2 separate regions of the Homo sapiens genome follow, and region 1 is linked to region 2. The links are chromatin contacts, found by Hi-C or POLR2A ChIA-PET in ENCODE. All regions are on one chromosome and are shown on one strand. The core of a region is the stretch at or near the end of the contact, and the rest is flanking DNA. Distances in the headings are between cores, read along the strand shown.

The links. A loop is a pair of places that touch in the nucleus more often than their neighbours do. ChIA-PET counts read pairs that join two places held with the same protein, here RNA polymerase II (POLR2A). Pooled maps may share reads with other maps.
Region 1: a loop to region 2 is called in a map of endothelial cell of umbilical vein, with 2.4 times the contacts of the local background. The contact joins two enhancer-like sites. A Hi-C loop is called at or near these places in 8 of 168 maps with a recorded cell type or tissue (IMR-90, PC-3, ascending aorta and 5 more) and 14 of 50 pooled maps. POLR2A ChIA-PET finds 5 or more read pairs at or near these places in 4 of 52 experiments (A549, AG04450, BJ and 1 more).

The regions. Positions count from the first base shown.
Region 1 is chr2:109,169,877-109,175,537 of GRCh38, reverse strand. All of the region lies in intron 1 of SH3RF3 (SH3 domain containing ring finger 3), which reads right to left. It also overlaps a transcript of RANBP2 not described here. Among named protein-coding and RNA genes, the nearest start is that of MIR4265, 31 kb to the right of the region's middle. Within about 2 kb of position 2,082, at least 22 of the 41 ENCODE cell types and tissues checked have a DNase peak (open chromatin) inside an H3K27ac peak, as active enhancers do; they include ascending aorta and endothelial cell of umbilical vein, where a contact is called at or near this core.
Region 2 is chr2:109,329,189-109,335,278 of GRCh38, reverse strand. All of the region lies in intron 1 of SH3RF3 (SH3 domain containing ring finger 3), which reads right to left. It also overlaps a transcript of RANBP2 not described here. Among named protein-coding and RNA genes, the nearest start is that of MIR4266, 19 kb to the right of the region's middle. Within about 2 kb of position 2,643, at least 13 of the 41 ENCODE cell types and tissues checked have a DNase peak (open chromatin) inside an H3K27ac peak, as active enhancers do; they include ascending aorta and endothelial cell of umbilical vein, where a contact is called at or near this core.

The DNA of each region.
Region 1 (5,661 bases), core at 833-3,332, 160 kb after region 2:
GAGCCATGAGCTCATCCTTGTTTGCTCTCAGTTAATACTTGTTGAGTAAAGGAACAAACAGATGTGAAACCACCTGCCAACTCGTGAAGCTTCCTGGTTACACAGACGACTGCCAAAAAGTTTGCATTTATTTCCAAGTGTGCCTGAATTCACCAGCGTTTGCTTTTCAATGAGCTAACCTTTGTTTCTGTGCTGCAGGATGAAATACAAACCCCTCAGACATCTCATCAAGATAAAACCATGCAAAGATTAGCGTGCCAATAGGGGAAAGGATGAAGTACAAGTGCCAGGCAAGGAAAACAGGAAGCACCACAGGCCATGGCACCAAACTGACGTCACCACTGACTCTGAAATGATGGACTCCAATTTCTAGTCTGGACCAGGACTAGGTCCCGGTTTAGTGGGACTGATAATGACCAGGACTACTAGTAGGCATGAATGCACTTCTTAGCAGCATCTCAAAATCATTTAAATATGGGATTTTGCTGTGCGACTCAAATAAAGGCTACTCAAGGAAGCCAAAAGACAGTTGGGCAATATATTGTTTTGGAAAAAGGTATAAATCACTCTTTAAATATACCCTATTTAAGGCAAATGCAAGGACTCTCCCCATTAGATGACATCAGTGCTAGACAAGCCTAAAAGAGAATCTGAAATATGTTGACAGAGGGGCAGAAAGAAACTGCCTGTGCTCCTGCTATCCTATCCCTGAAGCTTGCACGCTAAGCCCCTGCCCTCATGGGTCTGCCAGCAGGGCTCCAGCGAGTGAGCCACACAAGGCATCATTTCCAACTTTTCCTCCAAAGACGCTGGGTTAAAATCTCCCACCTCAGTGCATGTGCCCTATCCTGAAAATATCATCTTCCAAATATATTACATTTATTAACCATTTATCTTCCTGTTCCTTATCAAACATAGCAAGGCTTCAGCCACCTAGATACGAACACCATAGCCACAATGGAGGGAATTCCAGACACCATGGGTTGTTGTAGAAAGACCACAGGCTTTGATTCCAGGACTGCCCGTTGCCCTGGCTGGGCCTGGCAGCAGCCAAGTGAGTGTGGCCTGGTGCCTACTCTGATCAGGGCACCACTCTGGTCCCACCCACGCCCCAGCTGTGGAGTATTGGCTGCCAACTGCATGAGGTATGGTATAGAAAAAAAATGAAAGGAAGTCAAAAACCCAGCACCCAGTCTGGTACACAGGAAGCATCCCCACATGTCTGTTCCTCTCCCCTCTTGCCAAAACAAAGCAACTTAGTCCTTCTCTCTGCCTGTGTTTCCCAGTCATAGATAAAACTGTGATGTCCACCTTACTCTTCGAAACAGTAAAATGGCCAGGGACATCCATGGCTACCTTCATGAACTCCACAACATCCTGGAGCCTCTGGTTGGGAGGCTCTGCCCTATGGCACAGCCCTGCTGTCCTGAAGCCACTGGGGCCACTGCACAGGCAAGGAAGGCTATGGGGACACTGTGGGAGCAGCCACCAAACCGCACTGCTGTGTGTTCTCTGAATCAAGGACTGAGCCCAGTGCTTTCCGCCACCAATGCCAGTCTCAGGACTCAGTGCCCACAGCCTGAACCCGACATCTGCTTTAAAGGGCATAAGAATTGGCCCACACCGGATTTCACATTCCTAATGAGAACATTCCAGATGAAGCAACAGCAAAAGAGCTGAGTCTGAACATCCAATTCCAAGGACGACGGCAGTGTTCCAGCCCCATCGCATGCCTTTGGTCAGGGGCCGACACTGAGCTCACAGCACACACCACAGGCAGGCTACCACAGTCCCTGGTCCCCCTAGACACTGCCCCTCCAGACAGCGGATTTCCCATCTTACATTCACTGTCTTTGCCGTGGGTCTCCTGCTCACATCCCACTGTCTAATGAGTCTCAGCAGGGGTCCATGAAAGGGCCAGACGGTAACCACTGCAGGCTGCGGGGTCTGTGTGGCCTTCCCCGCAGCCACCAGCTCTGCTGTTAGAGCTCTGTTGTTAGGCAGCCACAGACAATACATAGCCTGCAGGCAGTGTGCCAACCCCAGCCTTAAATCTGCCTGTGGGTAAGGCAGAGTCAACTGGAGAGGCAATGAAGAACTATGTCATTTATCCGAATTCTTCCAAACCAAGATAACCCGCCTTTATCTGAAACAGTCACACGATAGACAACCCAGGCAGGGACGGCTCGGTTGATAACGGGCAGAGCACAGGAAGGAGAGTCTGAGGAGAAAACGCAAGTGCAGGCTCAGGAGCCTCTCATCTCAATCCCAGGTTCTGAGCCAGACAATTCTTAAGGTTCTTTTCAACTTGATAATTACAGAATTCTAAGAACCATGACTCAGTCTGTGTTCGATTTCCATGAAGAAAAAAAGATTCCAAAGCCCTAGAAGTTACAAATTTTTAAAATTTGAGTTAAAAAAAGATGTTCATTTATTGAAACTTAAATAGATCAGAAAACATGAAGAAGAAAGTAAAATTTTCCCTTAAATCCCACCACCCAGGGATGACCAACACAGACTTTGGAAGTCTTACTGACATCTGCGTGAAGACAAGCGCAAGGTCATACATGACACTCAGTGTGTTCCCACAGCTACCAGTCACACAACAGTTATACCCACAGACAAGCAATTGCTTTGAACATGCACGTTTATTTTGGAAGAGAAATACTGGACTCAGCTAAGGCAGTGCTCTTCTACAATACTCACCAGTCGAGGCTTCGTGCTGGCACTGGGAAACTTAGACCACTTCCGTAACCCACATGCAGTTTGGTTTCTTAGCTAGGACAAAAAGTCCAGCATCCCTGCCAGAGCTCAACATGGGCAGACATGTGTCCCCATTTCTAAGACAAGGAAAATGAGAGCCCAGCAGTATCAGATCCCAAACAATTGCTTCCTGCTATGGGCTCCGGAGAGGTGATGCTGCTGATTCAAAACACCAGCCTGGGTGGCCAGGTGCAGCCCAATAATCCACACTGTTTGGAATAACAAGAGCTAGGACGGGACAAGCGGAGGGAGGTAAGAAAGGAAAATTACACCATTAAGGACTATTTTCACTGCAAACACCAAGAGGATAAAAGTTTGCTATCTCAATAAACGTATTTTAATGTTTTTAGGTTACAGTCACAGAAAAAGGAAGACCTCCAGGAGCAGGGAGAGGACGGCTGAGCTCCGTGCATGGTGAAGAGGGGTTTGACCGCTGGCTCGCGCATTTCCACGCTGTTTGCAAGGTCCTTGTCAGGAGAGAAACAGCACAGGCCACACGCAGCTGTTGCCCACAGATCCCTGTGGCGGCTGATACTTCAGACGCTGTGCTCAGAGGCCTGGCTGCCAGAGGACCCTGGTCTGAGAGCTAATGCACAGCTCACTCATCGGCATATTCCAGATGGCTCCGGGAGACCTGCTCCCCACCCGCTCTGCCCCAGGTCATTGCCTGGAACTGGGAAATGACGTGCATATCAAGTTTTCCCTCGTGCTCCAAACCAAGCAACCAAACAGGCCCTCATGGAGCCCACAGTGCTGGGCCCTGCCTTTTATTGGGAAACGGGCGACTCAGCTGAGAATCACGCTGAAAATAAACAAGCTCACCACAGCGAAAGGAGGGAGTCAAGGCTGGGCTCGGCACATGCATGCCCTTTATGGGAACACAGAATGGGAGTTTCAAAGTGAATCCATATAAAACACAAATAGAACATCTTCATTCCTGGATGACAGGCCAGCTTGGGGCAGGCAGCCACTCCCCGCTGCAAGTGAGCGTGGCCGGGATGCACGGCAGGGAGCCAGCCAGCGTGGGCACCAGGAGGGCAGCGCCAGGCGCAGGGGCTGGGCCTCTGGAAGGCATTAGCTGCACCGAACTCCCAAAGGCCCAGACTAAACAGCCCTGGAGCCCTGGATTCATTCCCGCACAGGAAATGTCTCAGAGGCAGCTCTGCACAGACCAGGGGCGGCGAGAAGGAAATAGCTCCCTGTGCTCCGTGTTCTAATGCACTTCCCTGGCCCGCCGCGGGCGAAGCCACAGCGCTGACCATACCCGCGAGCCCAGCAGCAGTGAGGGGTCGGGGTAGGGGGGCAAGCGTGGAGCAGGAGGGGAAGCATTTTTGTTAGGAAGAGTATTTCAAGTCAATATGCAGATAATTTTCTCCGAATATTCATAGTCACTAACAACAAATAGCCATCATTTTGTATAGAGATGACAAAAACTTTGAATTCTTAACAGGCTATAGATAAGAAATAGATATGACAAGGAAATAAAAGGACATTCAACTCTACATATATAACCAAAACAACCAAATACATGTAAGCAAATACAGCCATAATATGGTTATATTTGGTGATGTATGTACTTTATATACATAAATAAACCAAAAAATGTACATATATATAAAACAAAACAAAACCTGAATGATCTAGGTGCTGCAGATTACTGAGGAAGAGATAAGTCACACAGCAAGTGAGCTACATAAAACCAGGATGCCCATGAACCAAACCAGGACACAGACTCCCCCAGCCCCCAGCACCTGGCATGCAGGTGTGCCTCCCGGGCTTGGTTCCTGTGGGGAGCGCCCTGTGTGCCTCTGTGCCTCAGCACCCAGCCCGGTGTGGGCTACCTGCAGGCAACAGCTGCTTAGTGAGGTGATTTATCAGTCCTCTTTGAACAGAGGAAGGTGACGCAAGGTAGCTTACTGAGGGGAGAAAAGCGCCCTCTCTGTTCACAGGTAAACTATGCCCTGTGCACCTGGATGTCAGCTTCCTGAGAGAAACAGATGGGTCATCCGCACCCCTTGAGCCCCAGTGCCTGGCACATGGTCAATGCCCAACAAATATTTATTTAATTAACAAATAACAACCTCAGACTGTGGAGCAGGATGAACCCTTAGGAAATATTCTGTTTGACCAGGCACAGTGGCTCGCACCTGTAATCCCAGCGCTTTGGGTGGCCGAGGCGGGTGGATCACGAGGTTGAGGTCAGGAGATCGAGACCATCCTGGCCAACATAGTGAAACCCCATCTCTACTAAAAATACAAAAATTAGCCAGGCATGGTGGTGTGCGCCTGCAGTCCCAGCTACTCAGGAGGCTGAGGCAGGAGAATCACTTGAACCCGGGAGGCGGAGGTTGCAGTGAGCCGAGATTGTGCCACTGCACTCCAGCCTGGGCAACAGAACAAGATGTGGTCAAAAAAGAAAGAAAGAAAGGAAAGAGAGAGAGAGAGGAGAGAGAGAGAGGAGAGAAGAGAAGAGAAGAGAAGAGAAGAGAAGAGAAGAGAAGAGAAGAGAAGAGAAGAGAAGAGAAGAGAAAAGAAAAGAAGAGAAGAGAAGAGAAAAAAGAGAGAGAAAGAAAACATCTCGTTCATCTGCAGATAAGGAAACAAGAGCCGACGATGGTATTAGGGGTATGTAAAATTATAATCCTCTAAAACACCTTCATAGCCTAAGGAAACTTGTAGAGATTATAGTTTCTGGCAAAGTGTTTTGGCCAAAATGCCATGATTATCAAAACTATAACAGTTATGAGCCATATGAAGATAAAGGACTATTCAGGAAAATAGGATGTGATGTTTCTTTTGTTATCAAGTAAAACATTAAAGTCTCTTAAAGATTTAAAACTCATATACTTCTGCACTTCAATATAAAGCACCTGCCATGCATGCCAGGTGCCAGTGGGA
Region 2 (6,090 bases), core at 1,394-3,893:
GAAAGAGCCGTTCTCGTGTGGGACGGGCGAGGGGCCTTGCCCCACAGTCCCCACAGCTGCTCCTCTGAGGTGCGTAGGCCTCGGAACTCTAGATCAGGCGCAAGGAACAGGTAACACCCCAGGATGCTGCAAAACGTCCTGACGAATCTGCTCCGAAAACACGAAATGTTCGGTTTTGAAGCAGGGAGTGGTATGACCACCATGATCCCAGGCAGAGACAAAACCGTGTCTTCAATGATCAGGGAGCACATGTAAGTCGCCAACGCGGTGACATAAATCGCGTTCTCAGAGCCTCGCACCAGGACGCATGGCCTGGGAAGGCACGCAAAGAGTTAAAAGCAGAACCTTTCCAGGAAGGCCAGCCTAAAAAGCAAAAAGAAGGCTTCTCAATAAAAACACTGGGTTCCACAAATATGTAGTCCACCTGTCCTGGAAGTGCTACTGAGGGGAGCAAGTGGCACATAACATTCTAGTTGGAGAAGGAGAGAGAAAAACAGAGGCAGGAACAAACTCCTTCAGCAGCCTCTGTGGCCCATCGCCTCCTGTTCTCATGAGTTGAAGAGGCATATTGCAGCTTTTTCTCCCTGTGTCTGTGGGTCTCCTTTCCCTCTTGTCTGCATTATTAAGTGTGACTTCCTGTCACCATGCTGCCATCCCCTGCTGGAATCAGCGCAGTGGACACTGTGGCTGCCTCACTCCATCCCTGGCATCCCCGGAGCGGGTGAGGGTTCCCCTGCTGGCTGGCACCACTAGCACCCTTCCTTTAGCCAAGCCAGTCTGTGCCCTTATTGCGAGGAAAGTCCGCAGGGTTCTGGACCAACAGGAAGCCAAGACACCCACAAGGCTGTGTTTCCTATGGGAGGTACCCTGATGATGAGGTGGTCTTTATTTTTTTTTAAGATTTTTTTTTTTTTTTTTTTAAAGGAAAAAAAAAAAACTGTCACCCAATCTGAAGTCGAGTGGTGTGATCATGGCTCACTGAAGCCTTGACTTCCTGGGCTCAAGCAATCCTCCCACCTCAGCCCCTCGAGTAGCTGAGACTACAGGTGCATGCCACCACACCTGGCTAATTTTTTCTATTTTTTTGTAGGGACGGGGTCTCACCATGTTACAGCCCAGGCTGAACTTGTGGGCTCAAACAGTCCTCCCACTTTGGCCTCCCAAAGCGCTGGGATTATAGGCGTGAGCCTCTGAACCTGGTTTTGAGGTGATCTTCAAATGCACAACTGTCTGTGATTTGAGGAAGCGACTGGACTTTCCTAAAGTCTTAGAAACCTGCCCACTTCCTTAAAAATTTAACACATTACCACTTGTCAGAAAGTACTCTGAGCATGTCCTCATTATTAATTCTTCTGAACTTCATAGCAACCTTAGGAGACAAGTATTATTTTGGTGATATCATTATTATATCATCATAATTATAATTATTAATATTATAATGGAGATATTATTATCTCCATATTATCTCCATTTTACAGTGGAGGAAACTAAGTCACACAGAGGTTAATTAACATGTTCAAGGTCATGCTGCCAATACGTGGCAGAGCTGGGATTTAAACTCTAGCAGTTTGGTTTCAGAATTTGTGCTCTTATCTTCTATGCCAGCGGTCAGCAAACTTTGTCTCTAGTGGAGCAAGGTGGCTTTGCAGGCCATCAGTGTTAGCTGTAACTATTCAACTCTGCCATTGTAGCAGCCAGAGCTCCAGAGATTCCATGTAAATTAGTGGGTGAGATTGTGTTCCAATAAAACTTTACTTACACAAACAGGTGGGGTATGCTATACGTGAAACCTCACTTTGTAGACTGTGAAATGTGATCTCAAGTCCAGGATGACTGACTAAGGTTAGGCTTGTTTTATTTTGTGTTTTTAAAAGCAAGAATCTCAACAGATTCACTTTCTTAACATCTGATGCTGAAACCAATACATTACATTGATCACATTCAGTTTCTTGTGCATTTCAGCAATGAATATATCCAGCAAGGATATGCTAGGGCTCTTTTAAAAGGCGAAACTAATCACCCTGAACTTGAATTCTCAACTACAGGCAGGAGAATGCCTGAACCTGATAGATACAGGTAAGTCCATCATGCCTTTCCGAGGTGCAGGCCTGGTGCTGCCGCGAGCAAGATCAACCCTGGGACTTGAGCTAGGGCTGGAAACTGAGGTCTCTCCTGGAACGCACTGAGGCAGCACTGGAGCTGCAGGGCACCAGGCAGTGAGCAGCTCTGCACTCACGCGCATTCCCAATCCCAGGCTGCCGAAGACGAATACATGACCCAGCAGGCTAGGCTGTCTTCTGCATCCTGCTGATGTTGGGACCACCAAGGTCTCACTGTCACAGTTAATTTCCTCCCATCAAAACAGCTCAAAGGAATCCACTGGTTTCTGACCATTTATTCTATAAGGCAAGAAACACTTCAACACTTTTGTGAGGACACAATTAACATACTGTGCACGTTAAAAAGGGTGATTCCGAGTCCTATTTCTCACCACCCACACTAGCACCTGTGCCTCCACACACTAACCCTGGGGGCGGGGTGGCTGCTCCTGGATATGTTCTGTAGGAAGCTCGGCAGGAATCACTCAGAAGGGTGACTCATCGCCCCATCCTTTCCTGCCTGGCAAATTAGAGGATGTTCCACCCACGGGGCAGCCCTGGCTTCCTTAGCACAGCACAGTGAGCTAAGAAATGCAGAACTGTCTAGTCCAGAGAGGGCTGAACTGCGGGGAGCTCGGGACAGGAGAAAGCTCTGTTCCTCACACATCCTGGGACTCCTTAGGGGCAGAGGCAGCAAAGGAGCCTTGTGCTGCTTCTGCTGCACTCAGCCCCAAGCCCGTCCAGGAAGACCTGCACCCTGCTCGGGGTGCTGGGGGAGTCGCGGGAGTGTCAGAGCTGAGCTACAGGCTGAGAAGGAAGGAGCAAGTGCAGCACCCCTGGGCGCAACTCTCAGAACACAGAATCAGGAGGAGGAGCTCTCTCAGGAGAGAGTTGGCGTGCCAGAGGGAAACAGACGGATCAGCAGGTTGTTTCTACCCTGAACTCAGAGAGGCAAGAAGGTCTGTTAGGGGTCCCATGAGGCAGCTTGCAGAGGGCTCCGGGCCGCAGATGCTTCCCTCTCATGGGTAAAGCGCCTCTCTGGTGCTCTTTACCAGCAGCCTTGGCCAATGTCTATGCTAAACAGAAGCACCCAAAAGACTGGCAAACACATGCAGTCTTCTCTCTTTAGCTAAAGCAGAAAGCCACAGATTTCCGGTAACCGCTGCTCCCAGGCTCAGCCGGCATCCACGACTAGTCACAGACAGTCACAGCACCAGGAAGACCCATCGGAGGATCGGCCAGGTGCTGAGGGTGCAGGCAAACCCCTCCAGAGAGGCAGTGGACTGCAGCTCCTCTGGTGAGAGGTCTCTCCTCAGGGGAGACCCCAGGGGCATGACAGGGTGCCCCTGGCAAAGATCTGAACACGAGACTTTTAAAAAATCATCTTAATATTATATTCATTCAATCAGTCACCAAGTACTTATTGGCCACCTAATATGTGCCAGACATGGTTCTAGGAACTAACAAAATAGATAAAGAAAATAGAAACAAAATAGATAAAAACATCTCTACCTTAAGGGAGCATACACTTTATAAGGGGACAGAGACATACACAAAATAAACTATTAAAAGTACGTAGTATAGTGAAGACCGTAAGTACTCCAGAGAAAATATATCCAGAAGGGGATTGGAAGGCGGTGGGGGTTGCAATTTTAAATTCAGGAGGGTGAGAAAGGGCCTGAAGGAGTAGACGCGGGAGCCCTGAGGTTTTGGGAGAAAGTGCTCCTGGCAGGGAGAAGTTGCAAACCTGGTTAAGGCCCCAGTTCTCACACTCCAATCAGTTCATGATGCAAAACAAGGGGAGAGAGAGAAGGGGAGAGGAGGGAGGCAGGAAAACAGGCCAGGTGGCTGTTAATTGATTGCAAATGAGGAACTCATTTGATGGCCAATTCCTGAATCTTGCTCTGGCACCCAGCCCTGCGGGACAGGCGGGTGGGGGTCTGTACACAATATCAGGAAATTTCAGCTTCAAGAAATAAGACACCCGGCATTCCCCATGCTCCAGGGAACAGATCCAAAAGTAAAGGATGGGGAAGAATGAAACCGCTTTTGAGTTTATCTCCTGGCCATCTTGGAAGAGCTTCTGCTATGCTGGAAGGAAAAGCTGAGGAGTCTTTTTTAGATTTTGGGTGAAAGTCAACAGATACTACAGTAACTCCAAACACCTGGCTTTTTATATGGACTTAGACCATGAACTAATGCATGGCACAACCTTTATTCAACACACACTTGCTGGGGACTTCCACTGCACACACTGTGCAAGGTGCCAGACACAGATGAGTGACTTGCAGACCCTTACCAGAGGAATTGGTCCCTTAAGAGGGATCCTGCTTATTGATGAAACCCAGGGGGAGAAGACACACACCTCTTTAGGAGTGTGTGGGGAATGATGGTGTCCAGTTGTGTATCTGTGTATGTATTTGAATTATCTTTATCCACCCATCTCTCCATTTATTTGTTTATTCATCCATCCGTCATGTATCCATCCATCATTCATCCATCCATCCATCACTCCTCAATCTATCATCCCTCCCTTCCGTCTCTCCCTCCATCCATCCACCACACACCCATTGACCCACCATGCATCCATCCATCCACCCATGCAAACAGTGACTATCTTGTCTGTGCCAGGCCTGTGTGAGGTACTAGACATCTAACAATACAAGGGGGGACACCCCCTGCCCCCCATTCTTACAAAGTTCGTAAGGAAGATGGAATGTTTATTTAGAGTCATAATGTATCGAATATACATGACTAAGGAATAATCAACAGGATGAAAGTCTTGGATAATTCTGAGATATGCCAAGACAAGAAAAAAAAAAGAAGGAAGAGACGGAGAGAGATAGGCACAAGAGAAGAATTTTGCCCCTTTTCTTTAGTTTCGCAATAACATCTGAAATGCACACCAAAATTGAGGAAAAGGCAACATTCTTCTTTCTGCAACCCACAGAGTTGGGGAGACTTACCACACATTCCAGTGGGACAGACACTGGGCAGAAGACATTCCTTCCAGCATGTTCCCTCTAAGTATCTCACAGCTGCCCCAGAGTGGGAGCAAAGGAAATGCATGCCCGTGCTACATATATTTCATTACATGTTTTAAACTTTTAAACCATTTACTCCACTTAGATGAAATTCAATGTTTTGTAAGGGCCAGGGATGTTGACTTTTTCTGGTCAACATTCTCTCAATGCTAGTCAAACTGTCACCATGACTAGGGGTCCAAGAACCCATTGAAGAAAGTTGCAGTTTATCTGCACCTAAAGTTAAGAGGTTCTGCAGAGAGACTTTTGGAAACCATTCACATTCATATAACTTTTATTTCTCTCTTGTGCAGTTCCAAACCTTACAAAACTGGCTGAAGCTGGGTTGAAGGTGGGCTGAAAGTGAGGCTGGGCCTATGTAAGAAAAGGCATCTCCAGCCTCCTTTGTGTCACACTCCTGCAATTCATTTCACCTTCCTCCTGCTTTCTTACTTCTTGGCTCTAAATCAAGCTGAGCACTGCCCTCTTGCAGCCTCTAGAAATGTGCAAATCTCTCTGCTAAAGTGTCCTCCCTTGAGGGAGGCCTGTCAGCTCCAGACTTATCATCAGCCTTCCACCTCTGAAACTTGCTGCAGGAAGGCTGCACCCCAGTGCAGGGAAGGGAGAATGGGGGGATGTGTTCAGTTGTTCTCCAGCCAGCACAGAGGGAAAGACACCGCTCCAGCCATGGCCTCTGGAACCATTTGAAGCCACTGATTTACATCTCATTGAAAAAGTCTTGGTGAATAACCCCACCTGCAGGTCCACTTGATTCTTTGGGGCTTGACTTTTTCCTCATGCGGATTTGCTCTCAATGCAAAAGTCTTTTCCTCTCATGAGTTGTGTTTTTTTCCACATCTCCAGGATGTTTCTCAGATGGAGAGATTTAGAAGCAATCAACCAGGCTTCATGGGGTCTGGTCAGAGACTGGACCTGGTAATTGGGAAAACCAGGAGAAGGCTGAGCAC